2 separate regions of the Homo sapiens genome follow, and region 1 is linked to region 2. Evidence: chromatin loops called from intact Hi-C (ENCODE). Cell type or tissue: dorsolateral prefrontal cortex. All regions are shown on one strand. Links, peaks and the distances in the headings refer to the core of each region. The heading gives the core; the rest is flanking DNA. Region 1 holds the start of LOC124906265 (a long non-coding RNA gene). Region 2 has its middle 75 kb from the start of LINC00636.

Region 1 (11,788 bases), core at 4,373-9,372, 80 kb after region 2:
TTGGCACAGCCGTGGAGAACAGAGCCAGGGCTTTGAGTCAGAGGAATTGGGTTGAAACCTGCCTGTATTGGTTGCAACCTGGTGACCTTGGATATCCTTTTTATTCTCTGAGCCTTATATACCCCCTGGATAAAATATATCTGATGAAACCTGCTGTTGCATGTTCTGGGATTTAAATGAATAACACCGTACCTAAAGCATTTGGTGCAGGGTTAGGACGTGTAGAAGCTTAAGTTGTTATTCTTCTTCTTAACATTTTCCTGGAACTCCGGTGAGGCTCCCCGAGCATGGGACTTTTTAGCTCCGTCTGACGACTGATCCCTGCAGTTAACTGATCATTCTACAAAGCCACCATTTGCTGAATCCATTGCCAAAGAATCGATACAGGTGATATCTCAGCCCAAGCTGCTATATCAAAATACTATTGACTGAGTGGCTTAAGCCACAGACATTTATTTCTTACAGTTGTGGAGGCTGGGAAGCCCAAGATGAAAGTGCTGGCAGATCCTGTGTCTAGTGAGGGCTGTCTTCCTGGTTGGCAGATAGCCGTCTTCTTGCTGTATCCTCGCATGGTGGAGAGAGAGATCTCATGTTTCTCCATTTCTTTAATGAGGGCATTCAGCCCATCATGAGGGCCCCACCCTCACCCTCATGACTTAATCTAACCCAGCCCCTACCTCCAAGTACCATGAGGGTTAGGGTTTCAGCATATAAATTGAGGGGAGGAAGACACAAACACTTAGTCTATAGCAGGTGAATTGGCTGCTTCCATCCTGGCTTGGAACTTCAGACATAGAAGCCTTGGGACTTTCTCAGGACTTTCTCCAGATCTGACTCATGCTCAGCAAACAAGCATCTCTGTGGATCACGTGACCTTAGCCAGGGATGTTGGTGAAACTGTGTGTTGGTCTAGGTACCTAGCCCATGCTAGGTGCTCATCGAATAGCTTTAGTGGGTGACTGTGACTGAAGAGGCATCCTGGGCTGTGCTTTCACACCACCAGTGCCAATGCTATGCATTTGCTCTTTTTCTAGCATTTTTTTTTTTTTTTTTTTTTGAGATGGAATCTTGCTCTGTCTCCCAGGCTGGAGTGCAGTGGCATGATCTTGGCTCACTGCAACCTCTGCCTCCCAGGTTCAAGCAATTCTCCTGCCTCAGTCTCCCAAGTAGCTGGGATTACAGATGTGCACTACCATGCCCTACTGATTTTTGTATTTTTAGTAGAGACGGGGTTTCACCGTGTTGGCCAGGCTGGTCTTGAACTCCCGACCTTAGGTGATCCACCCACCTCGGCCTCCCAAAGTGCTGGGATTACAGGCATGAGCCACCGTGCCTGGCCTTTAGGATGTTTATATGCTCTCTATGCACCATGATATTTGCGCCCTGGCGGAGCAGTCTCAGTTCCACTTCTGAGCTGGGATGAGTATTTAGCTCCTTCCCCATCTGATGCGAACTAGGCAACACTACAGAGCCAGAGGCAGAAAACAGGAGGGCTTCTCACCTGTCCTTGTCCATGAATAGCCAGTGCTCTGCTGAGGACTCCAGGAACCCACTCTTCATGATCAGCCTCAATTGGCAGTGGCCATCTCCTCTGGCAGCAAGCACAAGTGGACTTCTCTTCCTGCCCACATCTGCTAGATGAGGGTGACCCTCTGGAGAGAGGCTGGGAGAAGCTAGCCAGCCTGTAACCAGTGGGCTAGTGTGTGTACATATTGTATGCATGCTGGGGGACAGAAGAGGGTGTGGGGAAGGGCAACTTGCTTTCCCCAGGTGAAGGAGTAAGGAAATGTTTCCTTCCCAACCTTCTTTCTAGACCAGCTAATACTCCAGTTTCACCCTTTGGGCAAGTCATTTATCTGTCTGAGCCTGAACTTCCTCATGTATATGAAAGATGGAGAAGACCATTGTAGAAATTCATGTTATTAGTATTCCAAGCAAAAGAGCTAAAGGTTGGTCTCTCAAATTCCTACCCCTTTGAAGACCGATGGATAAGATTCTTTAAGTTTGCTGCAGGTGATTAACTATGCAAGGGCTAAAGACAGCAGAACTCTTGCCAAAGTAGCGTGCCACGGTAATTCTGCCATGACCTATGTAAGCAGAAATGGGTGGATAAATAGTTGCAGACTATCTACAGATTTCCGTCTTCCAAGTCTTCCAGGCAGAGGCTACAAAATAAAATACCCTTAAGAGCCAGGCAGGTAATGAGAATGAGTGGTGCATGCCGGGGGTTTGCATAGTAAATATTAGCACTATTCCTTGCTTCCACAAAGGCGCTTTCTGCACTTGCTGGTAAAACACACAGTCCTCTGGGTATATGTTTTGTTTTCTCACATTTTGTAGATTCATGAGCACAGAGAAATATTTCTGCACTACAAGCAAAACACTAAAATATAGGCTGAAGTAGCAACAGTGGAAGGAGCCCTGGAGAATTGGGAAGCATGTACTCTACCCAAAGAGGACCTAAGCTGTGCAACTCCAGCTCACCGTTCAGGGAGGGGAGTAATGTGGGCCCAGTGTAGCCAGAACCTCTACTTCTTTATTTAAAAGAAGCTGGAAATCCAGATTTTTAAAAACGTAGAGTCTCCTGCTTTTGCTGTTTTTCTTTTTCTTCTTTTTCCCTTTTAATGGTGCACATGTATTTTTTAAAACTTTGTGCACACGAAATAAAACCCACCTCCTGGTGGCCTGTCTGCCTCTTACCTTCCACATACCACACTGAATTTTGAAGGGTTCTCGCTGAATTGCTCCAAATCTGACATTCTGGGTAACCCTCCTCATGCAGCTGGGAGCCTTTGGAATCTTCACAACCAGGAGGGCTGTGTCTTTGACCTTGATTTAGGCCTTGTGTCTTCAGGGCATGCCAAGGGGCCGGTGCAGGCTGGACAGAGGTGTGATCTCCTTTTCTCAGCATAATTTCCTTCCTGGGGTCTTCATATCGCCCTGAGGCAGGAGCTGGGGTGCTGGCTCCTTCTGAAGGTCGCTTTTCTGGCCTTTGCCTGGGTGGAGATTAGAGAAGAAAGGTGATCCTGGAAACCTGACCAGCTTCCCGAGAGAGATGATAGGAGAATAGCGCTGGGTGAGCCATTGAGACATCTGGGCCAAGTCCTTCATTTTACAGACAAACAAGCTGAGATGCAGGAAGCCACAGCATCTTATCTGGGTCCCCAGTTCATCAGCAACAGCTAAGGGGTGAGATCCCATGTTTCCCACCCCACCACCCGATGCTTCATCCACTGTGCTTTTTGGCCTCTGCCTCCACCAAGTACACTCAGCCCCTCCCAGCCATCTCTGGAGTTTAGTTGGGATTTGAACTGACTGAATGATGGGACTTTAGTACTAAGCCTGGGGACCTAGGCAAGGCCAGAGGAAAAGCTGACGAAGGGAGAGGAAGAATCAGAAACACTCATTTTCCTCTGGCTGTGAGCAGAATTCACCTGAGATGCACCCGGAAACGGGTCTGTTGCTTATTTTGTCACCAGGGTCTGGGGTTGCCCATGTCCACAGAGCCTATCAGGTCATGAGGGACAGACCTAGCAGTAGCATTTCCATGGCTCTCTACCAATTTTCACTGGTCCGTTGCTTGATATTCAAATGAGCACCTTTCTCACTGCCAGTGAAGGGGCTGCTCCCCTGTGGAAGGTATCCTGACAGGGAAAGCTTGGCTTAAAGAATTGCTTGTCCTGTGATTTCTGACCTATGATTTGCTATTTAATCCTAAGTAGCTATTTTTTTAATCAAAAGTTTCAAGTTTCTCCCAACACCACCCTTTAAAAAAAAACTGTTAAGAAATGGGGAAATGTGTGGATTTAATTTTTTTTGTTTTCCTGCTTATGACTGGGGGGGAAGAATGTATAACATTTGTTGAGCTTCTAGTTATATTCTGCTAGGCCCTTTTATATACATTATTTTATGTAGTCCTCAAAACATTTCCAGAGCCAGGCATGGTGGCTCACACCTGTAATGCCAGCAGTTTGGGAGGCCAAGGCAGGAGGATTGCTAGAGCCCAGGAGTTTGAGGCCAGCATGGGCTACATAGTAAAACCCGGTCTCTATGTCTCTGCAAAAAGTTTTAAAAAAATTAGCCAGTGTGCTGGTGCATGCCTGTAGTCCCAGCTACTTGGGAGGCTGAGGCAGGAGGATTGCTTGAGCCCAAGAGATCAAGGCTGCAGTAAGTCGTGATCATGCTATTGCCCTCCAGCCTTGGTGACACAGCACTACCCTGTTTTAGGAAAAAAAATTCAGGATGTATGTATTACTATTTTAAAAAATGTCCTATGTAATAAATGAGGGGATCAAGGTTCAGAGAAAGTAAGAAATTTACTAAATTTATATACCCCATCTTGGAGGGACTGTGTCTGATCCTGACTGTATTCTTCGGCCTTGCATAGCGCCCAGCACAGAAGAAATGCTCAATAAATAGCTTCTGATAATGTTATTTCCAGGGTAAGAGAGCCAGTAAATGATGAGCCTTTCATGAAAGATTTAAAAAAAAAACACACCAAAAAAACCTTGTGAGATGAAGAAAAGAAAGACATTTGCATCAGTAATAGTGAAAGAAGAAATTACTTTGATTTGTAGACCATCGCATCTTTCTTTCAAGGATTTGGCTTTATTTGGCGTGGTATCTCACTTGTCTTTTCACCAGTCCTGGCAACATTCCTGACAAGTGAGAGGAAGTGAGACAAGAAATGATACAGTAAGGGCCAAGTACGCAACTCCAGGGCCAGGCATAGTCATTGCCTGCTTGGGCCCCACTTCCTTCCTGCACCCCCGGGGTCATCAAAGCACACTCTCTCTTCAGATTCCTCTGGAGACAGGGGTTTCTGCCTCTTACCCCATCCCCTTCACCTGGGAGAGAACTGTCACTAAACTCAGCAAGGAAGACTTTCTCACCTTGGGTTTTCAGTTAATGGGGGTAGACACAAAACAACTAAGGACATTGACTGCGGTAAGGTATTTAGACAAAGCAGGTAGAAACAACCCCTGACCCCCAATCTATCTTCCCCACATCTGACCTTTAATGTGTACTAAACAAATTTAGTTGAAAAGAAGCAAAACCTTAAGTAAACATTTTGCTGCACATTTATGTATTGCTTTTATTGTCAGAAAAAAAATAACACCACATTGATACTTTTAGCTATAGTTCTAGATACAAGCTTTGCTTATATTAACCCAAAATGGTATGTTTGCATCAGAATCACAGAGTAAGAGTTATAGAAGTGGCTTTACAGTCACAATTCTTCTAGAAGATTTCTGTACTCCAACTGGAGATCTATAGACCTGTCCACTGCAGGGCAATGGGAAGTTTGCATGAGACTCCTAAACACACACCCCTACCGCTACCCATCTTGAAAGCTTGTGTGAGACACAGAAGTCTTGATTAAATGCAGATGACAGTGTCCTGAGTTGATTTTTCTCATTTAACATTAGACTGTCTTGATTTAAGTAGCTCAGTAAGAAGTGAGACATAATTGGGTCTTGCTTTTAATTAAACATAGACATATATTTATTTATTTACTAGTACCATTGAGATACTGCTTAATTTTCATTAATGCTGTTGACTTTTTCTCTCCTTAGAACAACATTCTTGTTAATCGTGCGGCTGCAATTAGTTGTCCTGTGTTTATCTTTCCGGCTCCACAGCTAATTCCAGCGTAGAACCAATTTATTTATAGTTTTCACTGCTCAGAACATCCTACCCACTGAAAATTCACTGATAATGCCATAACTCAGAGTGTCCTTTTATTTCTGGGTGGAAGGAAGCAAGGGATTGGTTTGGAGGCAGAAGCGAGAGGGAGGTATCAATAAGATCCTCTTCATTCGGTAGCATAGAACGGCAATGTTCCTAATGAAGGACACAAACATACGCTTTCTGATAGAATCATGATGCTGGTTTTGGCTCTCTGCATCACTTTCAGTTCCCTCAGAGGCAGACCACAGCCTAAGAAAGAACTCTAGTATAGTTATTACATTCCTAAACACCAAACAAACATAAACAGGGAAGCATCTTTTAGTGGAATGTGACATGCTGATTCACCACACCTCTGGCCAAGTTGGGAGTCAGGAGCTAAACTGCCCACATATTAGGACAGTTTAGGTTCCCTTTCTATGGAAAATGTATACTTCTGTAAGCATTAAAGGCTTAATAGAAAACCATGCCTTAAAATGGACTTGGGGCCTTTAATCAGGCTCTCTTAAAGCAAGTTTCTGCGCTCCACTCGAAGGACTTAGGCCAGTTAGCCTCGCGTGGTGTTTTATTCCTGCTTGAACTGGGCACCATCCGTGGCCATATGAGTAGGTGGAGAAGAGGTAAATAGAAGCCACTTCCAATTCACAGCATGTCACCAGCTGCCTTTTCTGCGTTCCGCAGCCACTCAGGAGGACTGATGGAACAAGGACTCTAATCATTTTAGAGAAGAGAGCAGGCTGATTACAGTATAAACCTAAGCCTTTCAAAACCCCCGACTGAAATACTTCCATTTGCTAAATAATATTTACTAGGCCTCAATATTTTCAACAACCATCTTCACTCCCAAATACTTGGATTTAGTTTCTGCTGGTTATTAGCCTAAAGACAGCTCTAAGTTCTTAATCATATTCTTTCTGGTGTGATTGGAGAGCCTGCTCTTAACATATTTTCAGAGGTCTTGAGAATCTGTCACTGACGTGAATAAATAAATGAATGAGCTGAGTGATGTTGGCAGGAGGCACGGGGTCCCAAAGCCTCTGTGTGTGCTACAGGAGTGGGATCCTTTCCTTCCACCTTCTTTGCATTCCAGGAAAGGGCAAATAGGATTACCCAATGCCAAATGTCACCTTCTGTCCTCTGCTTTCATTAAGGAACCGGAGGGTGGCCTAACATGAATATTGTGCTTGGAATGAACATGTCTGCAACTTAGCTGCACTTGTTATATTATTTTATATTCTTAGTCATTTTGTGTCCTGTTTGCTTCTTTGCCAATAACCCAGCATAGGAAAATACATATTCCAGCATATGTTATGTTCATCGCTAGACTGTGTCATGGTAAGCTTTTTCCACCTTGGCCAAAGTATAATAAGAGGAAAAAGATAAACAGCTTACACATATTGAGAACTTACATTGAGCCAGGCACCATGCTACCCACCTGACATGCTTTCTCTCATTTAATCTCCATTTTACACATGAAGACATTGAGGCACAGAGAAGTCAGGTTACGTGCACAAGGTCACACAGGTGGGGAAGTGCAGGCTGGGGCACTCGGCTCTGTGCACATTGCCTCTCTTCTAAGTGCCTGCACTGACAGCCAATGCTTTTCATCAGGTGCTCAGAAGAGATGAAACCTAGGAGCACAGGAAGCACCTCTACTCCATGGAAAAAGAAGCAATTATCAGAAAACATCGAAGCTTCTGTGGCTGTCTTTCAAGGGCAAGAATAAATGCGGTGAACTATCCTTGAAGGCACTAATAACTGGGCTGCTGAACACCACCACGGCGATTATTGTTTTCCGGGCTGACACTCGGCCGGTTTTTTCTCCTTTTTACTTTCAGGCTAATAATTAGATTTAAATCCGTGACAGGACTCTAACCATCACCTCAGGGGGTTCTAGATTTCTTTACTATTGCTTGCAAAGATTTCATTTTAAAAAAGCCCTTTGAAACTATAAGTAAGTTACACTAGCAACAGCTTTTAAAAAAATCTATTATCTTATTGAGTCTTTTGAAGAACATATGCTGCTCTCTCCCTCCTAACCTTGAGAGACCAACCCTTATTTTTATCTCCAATTTGAAGAATAAAAAATGCCCAGGAGGACGAGTGAAGGCAGAGTCATAAAATGTGGTTTTCACCAGCACTGATGTCACTGCCAGGTTGATTTGGACAGCCCTCGGAATGTGTTGAATCAGGAATTTCGTTTCGTTTTTTGATTACAAAAATTTTTTCCTATGTATAGTGAAAATTATTACGGTGGCTTTGCTTCTCAGGGGTTGAGGAGAAAGAACTGTTCTTTATATGAGTAAATGACGCTCTTGACCTCTGTGGCAGGTTGCTTTGAGCAAGGCAGTTAGAGGCGAGGTTTCGCAGAGCGCATTTTACCCACCACAGCCCTGCTCTCCTCGGATGCCCATGCCGATGGGCGAGTGCACTCACCTGGCTGTGACCGTGGAACGCCGCTTTTCTCAGTGTGAAGACACCTGGCCCAAACAGGGCACTTTAAACCCTTTGAGGAATAAGATGGAGTCATATAAATAAGTAACTGGCTCAGGTGAGGACCCACTGGCAACCTGGCCTCATTAGCACTGTTAAAGCAACAGAGTCGTCTCCCTGGAGGCTCTGTCACACACGAAACATCTGTTCTGGGGCCTTTCTGTCACCTTATGACTGCTCTGGAGAATCCCAGTTGCTTCTGAGGAGAAGACAGAGAGCCTGTTGGTCTCCGTACTGAGTCTGATCTATCCACACAATAAAGAAAAACAATTCTACCCAGAGGCCCTAGGATAAGCTGTGGGAAACTAGTCCAGCCAAGCCCTTCAGCGAAGGTTTTTCTGGAAGAATGTATTTAATACTTTTCCAGAGATATAAAAAGAATACAAGAATATTTAATTTTACTTGGCTGGGCGCGGTGGCTTACGCCTGTAATCCCAGCACTTTGGGAGGCCCAGGCAGGTGGATCACCTGAGGTCAGGAGTTCAAGACCAGCCTGGCCAACATGGTGAAACCCTGTCTCTACTAAAAATGCAAAAATTAGCCGGGCATGGTGGCAGGCACCTGTAATCCCAGCTACTCAGGAGGCTGAGGCAGGAGAATCGCTTGAACCTGGGAGGCAGAGGTTGCAGTGAGCTGAGATCCTGCTATTGCACTCCAGCCTGGGGGACAAGAGTGAGATTTCATCTCAAAAAAAATAAATAAATAAAAAATAAATTTAATTTTACTATAGTGTTTTTGAAAAAACTTAAAAAAAATTTTTCAGTATAACTTCAAGGATAATTCTTTTAGGCAATTAATAAATGCCCCATCTTCTATCATCATCAACTTAAAGCAGAAAGGTTCCATAATTTTCTGACAACTTTCCTTGAGCAGAAATGAGAAAAACTGATTTTTGTGGATGTTTTCAAACATATTCCCGCACAGGATCCATGGTAATCTTTTCTGTTCCATGGAGTAATAGTCGTTAGCAGACAATTCCCACTGATAGCTAGGCATATAGCTAAAGACAGGAAGAGACATGGGCTCTACTGAATCCATGATAATCAAATTTAAAAACCTAAGATATGTATCTAACCAATTCAATTGTGAGAAGTGAATACTTGATAGTATTGCAATAAACAAAGGTTTACTCAGGTTACCAAACATATAGAACTTGCACAAGTGACAATTATAAACATCACATTCCAAAAACGTTTGGTTGAGCTGTGGATGGAAACTTCCCAGAGAATAAGGAGCATTCCTAGAATGAGCTGCCTGGGAGGCAGGGGCTGGAGGCAGCCGCCACAGGGCTCTCATCCCATGTGGTGGGGCCGCTAGTCCTACAACTGCTGGAGGAGGAGGCTGCAATGGTAGGGAGAGCAAAGGTTCCAGTTGTTCCCAGTTAGCATGCCAGAGACATATTTCCCCACAGAATCTGTGACATATATGATGACTGGTAGAGACACAGGACACAGGTCCTGTGGACCTGTGCAGGTCCACTCTGCCCACAGTGCAGCTTAACTACAACACCCTCCACAAACAGTATTTTTAATAAAAATGAGCAAAACTTAGAGAGCTCCATGAAAGACATATTCCATGCTTTGTTATTTTAATTATTATTATTATTTTTTGAGAAAGGGTCTCGCTCTGTCTCCCAGGCTGGAGTGCAGTGCTGTGATCATGGCTTCCTGCAGCCTCTATCCAGGGCTCAACCGATCCTTCCACCTCAGCCTCTCAAGTAACTGAGACTATGGGTGCCCACCAGCACCTCCAGCTATTTTTTGTATTTTTTGTAGAGACAGGATTTTGCCACATTGCCCAGGCTGGTCTCAAATTCCTGGCTTCAAGCAATCCACCCACCTTGGCCTCCCTAAGTGCTGGGATTATAGGCGTGAGGAAGTGTCTGGCATGTGTTATAAACAATACATTAAAATTTTTCAAATAATCCATTTGTTTAGAAAGTCAAACCACTTACAGGCTGTTAGTTTAATCTTGAAGAATTTCTTAGGCAACCCAGAGAAAATTAGGAAGCAACATTATAGTTTTGTTTTTTATTAAGGGAGGCCTATGATCAGATAAGATTATTTTCAGTAGAGGCTTCCAGAAAGCCTGTCCATTAAGTGAGCAATGGTAGCAATATTGCAGTCTGGCTTCAAAACTGACATAAAATTGCTGTCTTTAGACTTACAAATCAATTCTGTCCAAACTGGACTTCTTACCAAGCATTTCTCATCATCCAGATTTGGAAAATATGCCTAGTCTTTCACAACTGGCTATCATCAGAGCTGAAAAGTTGCTGCCTGCTATTCAAGTGATTAAATAAATACTTGCTAAGTATATAAGAGTTCTAATCATTAAGTCCATTATTCTATATAGTCATAGATACATAAAATAACCAGGCCAAGTATCCATAACTTAGGGGTAAATACTTCATTTCCCTCTGATTTGGTGAATGGGTACTTAGTATGAAGCTTACAAAAAATAAAGATTACTTCTAACACCAAACACTGCCAATTGGGCTTAAATCTCTGAGCCACTGGTAAAACCATGTCTTACCTGCATAGTGTTACCATATCCATTATTTTCTAAAGCTATCAAAGCTAAGGCCTTGAGGCAGAAAGGTGCTGCACCAAAATGAAATTCAGTTGCGTTTGGAAGCCTACCCCTCCGTGGGAGTTCAATCAGGTTGAGTACAGTTCTGTGCTGCACAGAGCAGCTTTCAGTGCAGGAGGCAGGCCATTAAATGCTTTCTGAACTCCATTAGTTACCCCTGCTGAGAGTGAAAAGTTCTCGTAAGTGCATAAAATTTAAATTGCCTATGAGGTAAGAACGAGACGGTATTTTGCTGCCAAATATTATTGTCTGTTCAAATGGTCTACGATCACACATATAATGCAGAATCATAGAGTACAGACCTGAAGGAATGAAGCGTTGACTAGGAATACTGTGCCCCAAATCAAATGACATCTCATCATCTGGAAAGACCCCCAGAGTTTTCTTCAGGTGAACTTCCCCCCGGCCTGGCACCTCCAGCCAGGTACATGTGCTCAGATGGAGCCCAGCACCTCCACTCCAGTCTAGACTCGGGACTCAGCCAGGCCCGATCAGAGCGCCAGAGACACTTGGCCTCAGTGACTGAAGGAGGCATGGCACGTGACCCAGTCAGAGCACCGAGGTGAGGTGCAACCCAAGGTGGACAGGACTATTAAGAGAGAGACATGCGCTCTTTTTTACCCCTCTACTCTCCCTGAACCTGGAAGAAAATGGGTTTGGGATTGCAGCTTGCCATTTGCCATCACAGGAACCTGGGAGAGTAAAGCCACACGAAGGACAGTGAAGCTGAGAACTGGCAAGATATTGTGTCCTTATGACACTTTTTGGAGGCCCAGGATCCAGCTGTGTGTCTGAATTTTCAGGTTATGTTAGCCAATAGATCCCATTTTTCTTAGATTTAAGTTTTCTTTCACTTGTAATCAATAGTCCTAACTGATAATTAAAATGGAGAACCATACATTTCAGTCTTGAAGAGACTTATCTCATTCTACAGGCAGAGACGGACACTGAGATCCAGGGAAGTAGCTTTCCCAGGTCCTCTGCTAGCTGGTAGTGTAGCCAGGACTAGCACCCA
Region 2 (11,788 bases), core at 2,941-7,940:
TAGAATTGAGACTCCATTGTCAAAACATAAATATTTGGGGAGTCCATGGCAGAGGTAGCATTATGAGAAAAAGTTAAGCTATCAATAAATACTGCTAAAAAGTGGCTATTCATGTGAGAAAAAAATAGACTTCCTACCCATACTACACTTAAAAATAAATTCCAGATGGATCCATGTAGAAGCAAAATTTTAAAACTTTTAATAGAAAATTTAAGAAAAATGTTTTTATATCAGGGAAGATAAGTGTTTCTTAAATGAGACATAAAAAGTACAAACCATAAAGTAAAATAATAATAAGCCAATATTTATTAAGCTATTCTATGTACTATACAATATTCTGAATATATAATCTAACTAACTCTTGTAATTCTCATGAAAACCTATGAAGCAGTTATTATTATAATCTTCATAAAAGACAGAGGCCTAGAGAGACTATTATCTTCCATATCTTGTGTGGTAAGTGGTAGAGGTGTCAGTTGAACCCAGGCATTCTGGCTCTATACTACCTCTCAAGATAGAAACATTGATTACATTCAAGTTAAAATAATACATATTAAATGAACTAATTAAAAGTACAACCCAAATACAAGGAGAAAATCTTTTCAATGCATGCAACCATCAAAAGAATATATATATATATATATTTGCAAATCACTATGAAACAATCCAATAGGAAAACGGGCACAGATTATGAAAAGCCAACTCGTCAAAAAGGCACATAGCCAAAATTACATGAAAATATGCATGTTAGTAAACAGATAAATCAGTATAATCACTTTGGAGGGCAATTTGGCAATATCTACTAAAGTAGAAGATATACATTCCCTATAATCTAGGAAACCCTTTGTGTATATAAAGGTAGTGTTGGCAGAGTTGCTATAGCAAAACACTGAAGGAAATAACTCAGTAAAGAAATGGTTCAATAAATTGTGAGATAATTACATTTTGGAATGCATCTAATACATCTAGATGTGTCTGAACAGATAAAGTTCAAAAAGAAATGTTGAGTGAAAAACAGGTAATTTGAACAGGATGTATACCGCATGACAGCACTTGGACAGATCCCAAAATCTCATAAAATCTTACTATCTATTGTTATGGGCACATAACATTGCCATGCATAGATCAGCTTCAGAATAATGGTAATTCTTGGGAGATAGGGGAGTAGGGAGGTGTCGTGCCAAACCCCTATCAACCTCAGTAGGGATGGCACCAGATTCAAGAGGCTGAAGAAGAGACTGGGAGCCAGCAAACAAGACATGGGGTTTTACTGGAGGCTTACATACAAAACATGGGGTTTTACTGGAGGCTTACATACAAAACATGGGGTTTTATTGGAGGCTTACATACAAAACATGGGGTTTTACTGGAGGCTTACATACAAAACATGGGGTTTTACTGGAGGCTTACATACAAAACATGGGGTTTTATTGGAGGCTTACATACTGTCAAGTGGTGGTGGGCTGGACAGGAAAACCACAACCACTTGCAAACAGCATGCAGCTGATACGGCATCTTCACTTAATACCCTCCCCCTAACGACCTTTATCTGGCAACCTTCATTTAACCCAAAACTCAGGGCCTCAATTCCCTAACAGCCCGTGTTCCATGGGACAGGCAGGGGGCTCAGATGTTCCTCATAGACAAGGAATGAATCTCTGGGCTGGTCACTCCTGGATTCTCTAACTCAGAGCACACATTCAGGTGCATCTGCCAGATAGGGTCATTCTAAGGGTACGCTTAAATTAATGCTATTAGATGTGTTTACAGGAGGAAATAGACAGGAAGAGAGGTTTAGCTTTATCTTATTTTCTTTATTTATGAAAAAAAAAAAAGAAAAAGAAAACCTTAAGGAGACATGGCAAAATGTTAAGATGTGTTAAATCTGGGTAGTGGGTACCTGAGTGTTTTTTTTTTTAATTTTGTATATATTTGTAATTGTTCATAATTACATGTTTTTGAAGAAATAAAAATATGATCACCACTTTCATTATTTTTAATACACTATTGTAGTTCTTTTTCCTGGTGATTAAAATGCATGGGCTTTCTCCTTTCTGCATATTATTTTTTTTAGGTATCCTTTCTACACATTTTTTATAAAATCCTAGAATAGGAAGGAGATGTAGAGAACATTTGTTCAAATCTACTGCTTGACAAAGGCACTTCTGAATTCAAGTTGGTGTTCCAGGTAAAAACCCTTGCTAGAATTTTCCTTTATGCTTAATAATCTGGAAGATATGGTTTTGGTTAACTATTTTGTTTCAACTAAGTCAATGTCCATGGATAATGAGTTTTTTTTTTAATGCAGACCATAATCAATTACACCTAACATTGATACTATGCTGAAAACACAGTTTTATCTGTAATGACACAGTGACTGCGAAGAATCTCAGTGTTATCATCATAGTCTTCAGTTATTATTTTGGTTATATGTGAAAGCACCAATTGAAAGAGAACTGATTGGCAAAATGTCAGATAACCTGGAGTAAGGAGAATACAGGAAGAGGTGAGAATTACCCTTTATTGAGGTATTGTAGGTGTGAAAGTTGTCAGAATCAGAATGGAGTCAGTCATGTTAAAAAACCAACACACAAACAAAAAACCCTAACATATATAGCTGGAGAAGGCTATGAAGAGAGGGTTCTCATGCTCGTATGCCCAAAAATAAAACCACCACAAAAGACTCTGCAAAAACCACAACTTTGTGCAAAAGCCACCATAACCTTACACAAAAAATACTTCTGCAAGGACATCTGCCCAGCAACTGCCTGTCAACCTCAGACAGGCGCCACCTTGTTATTGATTTTTGTAGCCAAGGATAATTGCCTCAAAACAATTCTGTAATAGTCCTCCTCATTTCTTCTTTAAAAACCCTTGTCTCCCTTTACTTCCCTTAATACGCATATAATTTACTATGGCACGTGTATTCCCATTGCAATACTCGATTCCCAAATAAACATAATTTTCTTTTAGAGAGCCTCTCTCTGCTATTTAGGTTGACATGGGAGGTGCTTTAGATATTTGATTTTCTGCTAATCTTGCAGCAACCTGTAAGGTAGATGTTGTTATATTCTTTTTTCAGAGGTTCAGAGAGATGAAGTAATTTGCCCTACCTCCTGTTGAAAAACATTACCTCAAACCTGAAAATAGGCAAAAAGATGCCTATATATCCTTTCAATATCAAACTGGGCCCAGGGGATTATTAATTCTATTGGAGACTACACCTTTGTTTGATTTACTGTTTACTATTGATTAGGACGAGAGTCTATGAATCTGTGGTTAGCTGGTAGATTTTTGTTTGATAAAAATGCAAATGATTTCTGTTCAATAAAAAGTATAATGTCAGAGGACATTATCTATCTACCTATTTATCTATCTGTAAATATACATTTAGTCTTTTTGATTCTGGAATCAATTTTAAAATCCTAATGCTTCCCTCATTAATAATAAAATTTTACGTGTATCTTCGTATTTTTCTACGACAAAGTTTTGACTTACTATAATTTATACACTGAAGATCTTACAGCTTATAACTGGGAAAGCCAGTATGCAAGCCAGGGCTTTAGCTCTAGAGCTGATGCTTTTGCTCCCACATCCACTCTTTCTGGCCATATGTAGTATACTGCATTACTGAAAGCTTATGTTGAACTAAAAAGCTAGTCCTCCAACGTAGGGGTAGGGAAAAATCTCATTATCAGAAAAACAGTCCGATTTTTCATTTATCTGAGAGGAATGAGATGGAGAAATCCTATCTCTGGATATGAATCTCCTAATATATAAAGACCTTATCACTTGGACCCATACAGTTGCTCCCTCCTGTAAGTTTCTTCCCTCTCCCCGTCCAATAAATAAAGGAATAGAATAGATTATCCACAATTTTGTACTTCGTATACCCCTTCATAGTCTGGGTTATATTGAATGCGTACTGTAAATGACTAGTCACTGTTCCCACCCTCAGCTTCTATCACCATCCCTACGCAACCAATTTCCAGCTCTATACCAAATCCCTATAACCTAAGGCATTTTACAAAAATAGCTATATTCTATAAACTCCAGGAACATACACTCACAAACAGATATGGTAAAATCACACTTGTTCAGTTTAATCAAGAAAGTTTGGACTGAATTAGTGAAAATATGGAATTGTGGAGTATTTTTAAAGAACTGAAGTAGTATTAATTTCAAGTATCTATATGATGGTATTTCAGTTATAAAACTATGCATGGTATTTGTCCTTGGGGACTTAATTAATGGAAAGATAAAAGTGGTATGTAATCAGCTTATCAACAGAAGGAAGAAATGTGAGCATTTCTTAAGTGATTGCAAAGTTTGTTCTCTTAAGCAGGTTAAACAACTCCCAGTTTCCTTGTAACCCTTTCCAGATTCAAATTAATGCAGAGTATCATGTCTTCATAAAAAATATCGACTGAGCTCTTTCAAATCCAAAGCAAGGATGTGTGAACTAAAGAGGTTTTATTGCTTCTACATTTTTTCCTGTAAGTTCCTTCAATTAAAGGAGCTAATTACTTAGTCCACATCCCTGGTAACACCATCTTGAAACAAAATGTTGGACAAGGTCTCCTGACAACCAGTGGCCACCACCCTTTTGCTCAGAAAATGGGGGCTACTGTTGTACCAGCCGGAGCCCAGAGGACACAGGCGGGCAGCTGGCAGCACTGCCTGCTCATGCTAATGATCCCAGTCCAGCGCTTCCCTTCTAGGGAAGAAGGAGGACAGAAGTGGATGCCAAGTTCTTGCACAAGGTCAAACGTTTCTGGAGGAAAGGAGCCAAGGTTAGATTAGCAGTGAGAATGACATAGGAAGCTGGGTGGAGAAAAACACCGGCTGAGGGGGAAAAGTCTGGAAACACAAATGGAGACAGCAGTAAAAAGTAATTACTAACACATTTCCCAACTTGGAAAGCCAGCCACATCCCACACCAGGGCCAGACTCAGAGCTCTTCTGTTCCAAGGAGGTTGGAGCGGGCTCAGGGACAGGAAAGGATTTTGCAAGCCAGCCGCCTCCCTCTCACTGGCTTTGGAACTGTGCGCCCTGAAAAGTGGAATTCATCTTGAAAGAGAAAGCAGAGGACACTTCTGCCTAAATTCTCCATTAAGATACACATTTTCCATACATACAGTGTAGCCATCCTTTCAGTACTACTCAATAGCAAAAGATAATCAACATCGAAACAAAGGAAAGGGAAATCTTTGAGGAGAATGTAAGCTTTTGCAAACCTAAAATATCTTCCTTCTCTGCCTTTTATCAACATCACTGGAGAAGAGAAACTGTTTGTGGGAGGGACAGACCCAAGGAAAGGAGGAGGAGGAGGGAAGAAAGGGGGAGGGAGAAGAGAAGCAATGCTCTCTGGTGTCAGGGAGAAATTCACGACTGGATTGACTGTTTTGACAGTTGATTTTTACTTTTTTTTCCCTCCAACTTCAGAACCATGACAGACAATTGCTGAACATCAAACTAAGGAGTGAACACTTCATCAGATCTGCTTGCCTTAACAACAAAAATAGCCAAAATGTTAAGACAGTCAAACTAGATTGATTGTTTTTGATACAATCTGTGAGTGGTTGACCCAAGAATTCTCAATCTAATCACGCCTATAAATACAGAGACTGTATCCACAGATGCAAAAGCAGCCAGAGGACAAGTGAGAAATTCGTCAGTCACCTGGATGCCTCATCTCTACAATGGCACTGAACAGCATGTGAAGAGACACCCGCAAGGGTCTGTGAGTGGCTTCTGGGCGCTGGGTCTCACAGGAAGCATCTACTTTAAAAGCTGGGAATGCTGATCCTTTCAGTTTCTATCAAGAAGACAAAGTCTGGCTTATAATAGAAAAACAGATTCCCCCAAATCATTGTCTAGAGGTGTTGAATCACACATGAATGTCAGCAAATGATGCCAACTATGGATCACTTTCCTGGGGACTTTATCTGGTGTGAACCAAGAGAATCCTACTTCATGCATTTTTTTAAACATCCACAGATAACTGTTGTGCTGTGTCATAGACCAAAAGGGAAATTACATTTTTCTCATAATTGGATTTGGTACTTGTAGGCTTTCCTGAAGACAAGGAAAAGGAAATTTATTTTAGATTCTTAAAAAACCTTGAACTAAAAAATTTCAATCAGCATATCAGGTGCCTATCTGAATTCAACCACCACTGTGGCAGAGATGGATGACTTCGTGTACCGGTACAGGAGAAAAGGGTTCCTGAAGCTTCATTCTTGTTTGTTTGTTTGGTTGGGCTTTTTCTTTTCATTCTGAGTTCTAAAAAAGTTATTACTTGATAGCTTGGTGGCAATGCAGTCTGTGTTGAGAAAATAGGAATTGATTAAGAAGTGAGAGACTGTGAGAGACTGAAAATGAGTAAGAAAAAAAAAAAGCCTACAAAGCATTTACAGTGTAATTTTCCAATACAGATTTGAGTAGATACTGCATGCACTTAGAAACAGATGCATTGTCAAGCCTTTATTATTGAACAAAGAATAATTTTTGAGTTTCCCCTTTTTAAAAAGAACCCAAGAAAATACAATGCTAAAATCTATATATTAGCACAGCATTCATTTGAATGCCTAATTGCTTGAGACTTGCAAGATTCAGTCTCAACTGGTGGAGGTCCTGACATAGCTAGCATATGGCTGGATGCTAAGGAAGAATGGTTGCAATGATCATTTGTGGAAACAAAACATTAATCTATAAATATCAATTTGCTGGGCTAATTACCAAGGATGTTAACTTGATGTATTGATTATTACAAAATAAATCTGTGGATACATTTAAATGTATGTTTGTCATAGTCTGTTTTGCATTGCTATAACAGAATACAACAGACTGGGTAATTTATTTAAAAAAATATATTTTATACATCTCTGGAGTCTGGGAAGCCTAGGGTCTAAGAGCCACATCTGATGAGGGCCTTCTTGCTGGCTGGGACTCTCTGCAGGCCTCGAGGTGGCACAGGGCATCACATGGCAAGAGGGCTCGTGAGAGACAGCCAAGAAGGCATTTACAGCAAACCGACTCTCATGATAACTAGCCCACTCCCTCAATAACCCATTGATTCATTAATTCATTAATCCACTAATGGATTAACCCATTCATGATGACCTAATTACCCCCAAATGATTCCACCTTTAAAACTGTTGCACTGGGGACCAAATTGCCAACACATGAACTTTTTGGGAACACATTTAAACCACAGCAGTGTTTAAAACCTGGCATCACATCTCCTTAATATGTTTTGTATTTTATAGTACCTCCTACTTTCCTTATTTAAATTGATCCACACCACAGTCCTTTGAGGTAGACATTTCCACTGGACTATGCCAGCTAATATACATTAATATGCTGGCGTGCTTGTATTTCCTTACATCTTGAATTGCTAAGAGCTAAGCTATTCTTTACACAAGAGTGGTTGCTAAATGAACAGGAAAAGGATGTGACCCAAACACAATCCACTCTGAGGCCAGCAAATTATCCCTTTCCTGAGAATTTGAACCAAGAAATTCCCAAAGAGTAAGAGAGTGGTGAGAGCTGATGTTGAAATGTCTTAATGTAGAGAGATGTGGCAGAGGCCATGATGCTAGCTGAAGTTCTAAGAGCAAAAACTATGAGTCAGCGGAAGTGATAAGGAAGAGACAAAGAGACAGCAGAAGGTGATTAGGGAGTAGGAGGGAGAAAATGAAAGGTAGAGAATAGCCAAGTCAGATAGATTCAAGAGCACTAGAGTGAGATTCCATGACCTCCTACTGTTAAGGTCATGAAGATCCACCTCCAGTTCCGGGACAGCTGTAGTTCCTGCTTTTAGTCTGCTTTTCTTTTTTTCTGGCAACCCTTGGTAATACGAATGAGTCTCTATTCCTTGCATTCAAAGGAGTTTTATTAAAAAGCATTGTCATCCTCCATATTGCTATTGAGAAAACTAAAGCAAAGAGAGATTATAGGTCATAACCACACAAGCAGAAAATGGTAGAGCCAAGACACATGCCAAGATTTTTCTAGAATTGGTGCTGATTCCAGTGTATCATACTATAGCAGTTTCCAAAAATGGCCCCCAAATCCTTTGAACCTCCATTCATCAGAAGGTGGTGCCTATGTCCCCCTCCCAGGGGTCTGAATGGGGTCTGTGACATCTCCAACCAATGGAGAATGGTAGAGGTAATGCTGCATGATTTTTGAGGCTAGGTTAGAAAAGACCAAGCAACTTCAACCCTGCCTTCTGGGAATGTTTGTTTTTGAAACCCAGCTACTATGTCATGAGGAAGCCCAACCTAGTCCATGTGGAGAGACTATCTGGAGAGATCCTGAGACTACAGTGGGGAGGGAGAGAGAAAGGAAGGGGGAAAGCGGGAGGGGACTCTGGCCAGTTCTCAGCGGCTCCAGTCTTCCTTTCCTCTCTCTGGCTGTCTTCTTTCGTCTCCCACTATTTTAAGTCCAACAAGTGTTTGACTGCAAGTACACAAGAGACTCAAACCAGATTCACTTGAATGACACCTTCCTGAATTCCTGGATTCCCACAGAAACTACCAATAAAATGATTATTGTTTTAAGCTATGTTTTGAACATAGCAATGAACACTTGGTCTGAGCACTGTTACCAAGTATGTAATATGCTACATCCAGAACCTAAAAAGGCCCACCAGGCATTATGCTTCCTCCTTAGTGGTGGGAGGGGTAATATACAATACTTTGTTCTTTGCCTTGAGAGGGTTGTCATGGCATGCCCAAACCACTAGACCCCATCAAGAAATTTCCTTGATATTTCAGGGCCCTCAATCTTCATTAGATGTATTTTCCACATTCTGCAATTCATATGTCTCACCAAGTCCTCCAAAATGCTTGTGACTTCCTGCTTAAAGTGGAGAAATGTATGGTTCTCAGGAGCTACTGGTCTGGTCACTATACTAGGAGAGAGGGAAAGAGTTAACATAGTCCTGGGGCAAGATCATAAGTATATATTGCTGTTCATTTCAGTGCAGATCAATGGCTGCATGCCATGTGTGGTGTATAGGAGAAAACCAAACCAAAGGGCTTTTTCTATTCTCCCACTCAACAATCAACAACAGATCCCACAGGATGAGGGCTCAGTCCCACAAGACTGCCCCACACTTCAGATGGTAATCACAAGCTCAAGGTTGTCTGACCTCTGCTTCTGACCTACTGTCTGTAAATCAGGGCTCCTGTGACCACCTCCTTGAGTTCAACTAATTTGTTAGGGTAGCTCACAAAACTCAGGGAAATACTTACTTATGCTATCTGGTTTACTATAAAGGATATTACAAAGAAACAGGCGGATGGAAGATATACACAGGGCAAGGAATGGGAGAGGAGGAGCTTCCATGCCATCTCTGGGCACACCATCCTCCAGGGATCTCCATGTGTTCTGCTATCTGTATGCCCACTCAAACCCTGTCCTTTTGGGTTTTTATAGAGGCTTCATTACACAGGCATAATTGATTATATCATTGACCATTAGTGATGAACTCAACTTTCAGCCACTCTCCTTTCCCTGGAGGTCAGGGGCTGGGGCTGAAACTTCCAACCTTCTAATCCCATAGTTGGTTCCCTGATAACTGGCTCTTATCTTGAGGCTATGCAAAAGCCCACCAAGAGTCACCTTATTAGAGCAAAAGAAGCTCCTGTCGCCCAGAAAATGCCAAAGGACTTAGGAGCGCTGGGTCAGGATCCAGAGTCAAAGACCAAATATTAAAATACAAGATGCTTGTAGCACCCCTATTCATCAGGAAATTATGAAGGCTTGAGGAGCTCTGTGCCAAGGACTGCTGGCAGAAACCAATATGTGTATTTCTTATCAGTTTCACAGCATGTATTAGACACCGTGTTAACTTGCTCTAGCAAAGACACCACAATTTGTACAGCAGCTACAATTGGGGCTGCTACTTGGTAGAATTGTCGGTTGCCCAAAAATTCATACCAAGAAGCCACATGGCTTTTATAGATGTAAGACTGGTCAATTAAATAGGGATAGGGTGTGGCTTCTAACCCTGCATCCTTTTGATCTTCAAGATGGACTCTAATCTCTGTCATTTCCTCCAGGATGCAATATTGTTTTTGATTTAATGTGTTGTCCAGAGTTGATGGAGTAGTATCAGAGGCTTCTTTGGGCTTTCCCATTATAATTCTTACCTTATAGGCCAGAAAACCAATAGAGGGGTTCTGTCAATTGCTTCTTCTAATTAGGTATTCAGAAACTAGGGAAATGACCACTGGTTGGGCCCATACACGTAGTTGATCTACTATGAGCCAATTTTTATCCAGAGTCCTCATTTGCACCCTTTAAAATAGGTGTGTTTGTGTGTGTGTATGTGTGTGTGTGTGTGTATGAGTGTGTACCTGATGATGCTTTGGGCCCCCAGGTGTTAATGTTAACACTCAGTTCTTGAAAGGCTTAAGTGTTCCCCTTTCCCCAGTACATTGTTACCTAAGTAGATGATTGTAGATCCTTTTGGAGAAGGACAGGAAGAATCATTAAAAATTAAAACTTGCCATGATTTTGCAGTCTCTTTCTGATGAGACACAGCCTTTCCTTCAGTCATGTGGGCTCAGGGTTGAGAACAGGACCAGGTACAGAAACTCAGCAAGAAACTGTGACATTTTATTGGGACAGCAGCCCTCAGCCTTTGTTTCTTTTTGTTGTGTAGATTGAGAAATAACCACGTTGCCTGTTCATTGTATCTTGACCCTGGAAACGCTGTTTTCTATTAACTGTCTCTATAGCACTATGTGAGTCATACCACCCTCCCCCAGCCTGGCCACTCTTTACAGTGATTGAGCTCACCTTGCTTTTGATAGCTAAGTGCTACCATCTGTTCTCTATTTTGTTTTAGGCATCTATCAGTGCTTTGCTATCTGAAAGCCCATTTTGGGGACAGCATCTTCCAAAATCAATCCTGATCTACAGAGGTCAGCCACGACCGAGATTCTTAACAATACTGGTCTCCCTAGTGCATCCCATTTAACTTTGGTAAATGGAATGTCCTCTGAACTCTGTCGCAGAACATAATCAGCTAACAGGTTTTCTGACATTGCAAAATATACCTGCTTCAATATGCTCAATTTCCATCCTTTTCTTCATCATTTGCCCCAATAATGTTGGTATGTCTCTTGAGGTTTTTGCCAGGGTCAGGAATTCTGTACTAAAGATGAGCACACCAATAATAAAGTATCCTTAATCCAACATTATATTCTACCTCCTTTAATCCAGCACCTCCAAGAAGCCAGTCCATTTATATTCTGTTGGCCTTTGCCAGTAAATGTTGGCTAGGTCCTTCAGCTCCTTAGTGTACAATCCCTTTCTTTGCTTTGCAATCCCAGCACTTCCTCAACCGAGTTATGTTGTGGCTTGACCCTACATTGTTATTCTGGTGATTAGCAGGGGAGATGGGGTGAATTCTTAGGGTTGCATGTTGTCTTGCAAGGCAGAGGCTTCTGCAACAACTTCAAGTAAGGAGGAAGCACTAGCATTTAACAGAAAAGAAGGTGCTTTTCTTTTTACTAGTCCCAGAGAACCCAGAAAAATCTGAGATTTTAGATTCCTCAGCCTAAATCTCATGGTCCCACTCTTTCCCACTTGACTTTGGTGCAGACAACCTGTTGAGCTGAGATTTCAACCTCCAGGAAGCTCTGCTACTCTTCCACTTAAATTGTGGTCCTGACCCTCAGCTTTTTCTGTCTTCCTGCTGCAGAAGAGTCTTGAAATACTGCCAAGGAGGTCCTCTGGCTTCCATACTTGGTTTCCCCTGTTGGTTAGT

Evidence for each region. Peaks named below come from ENCODE experiments on the same cell type or tissue, not always from the same donor. Only the 100,000 strongest peaks of a DNase experiment are listed, where the experiment ranks them.
Region 1: a loop joins it to region 2, with 2.6 times the contacts of the local background. A loop is called at or near these places in 2 of 110 quality-filtered maps.

Annotation. Positions count from the first base shown.
Region 1 is chr3:108,031,233-108,043,020 of GRCh38, forward strand. LOC124906265 (a long non-coding RNA gene) reads right to left here and starts at 8,695. Exons shown (of 3, transcript XR_007095995.1): 1 at 8,125-8,695; 2 at 4,566-7,340; 3 at 1-2,996. In dorsolateral prefrontal cortex, for the core only: no CTCF peak of the experiment used is centred there; no DNase peak of the experiment used is centred there; H3K27ac peaks cover 2,130 bases.
Region 2 is chr3:107,952,393-107,964,180 of GRCh38, forward strand. No RefSeq gene overlaps it. Among named protein-coding and RNA genes, the nearest start is that of LINC00636, 75 kb to the left of the region's middle. RefSeq lists a silencer at 1,437-1,637. In dorsolateral prefrontal cortex, for the core only: no CTCF peak of the experiment used is centred there; DNase peaks (open chromatin) are centred at 4,669 and 4,979; H3K4me3 peaks cover 1,475 bases; H3K27ac peaks cover 2,654 bases.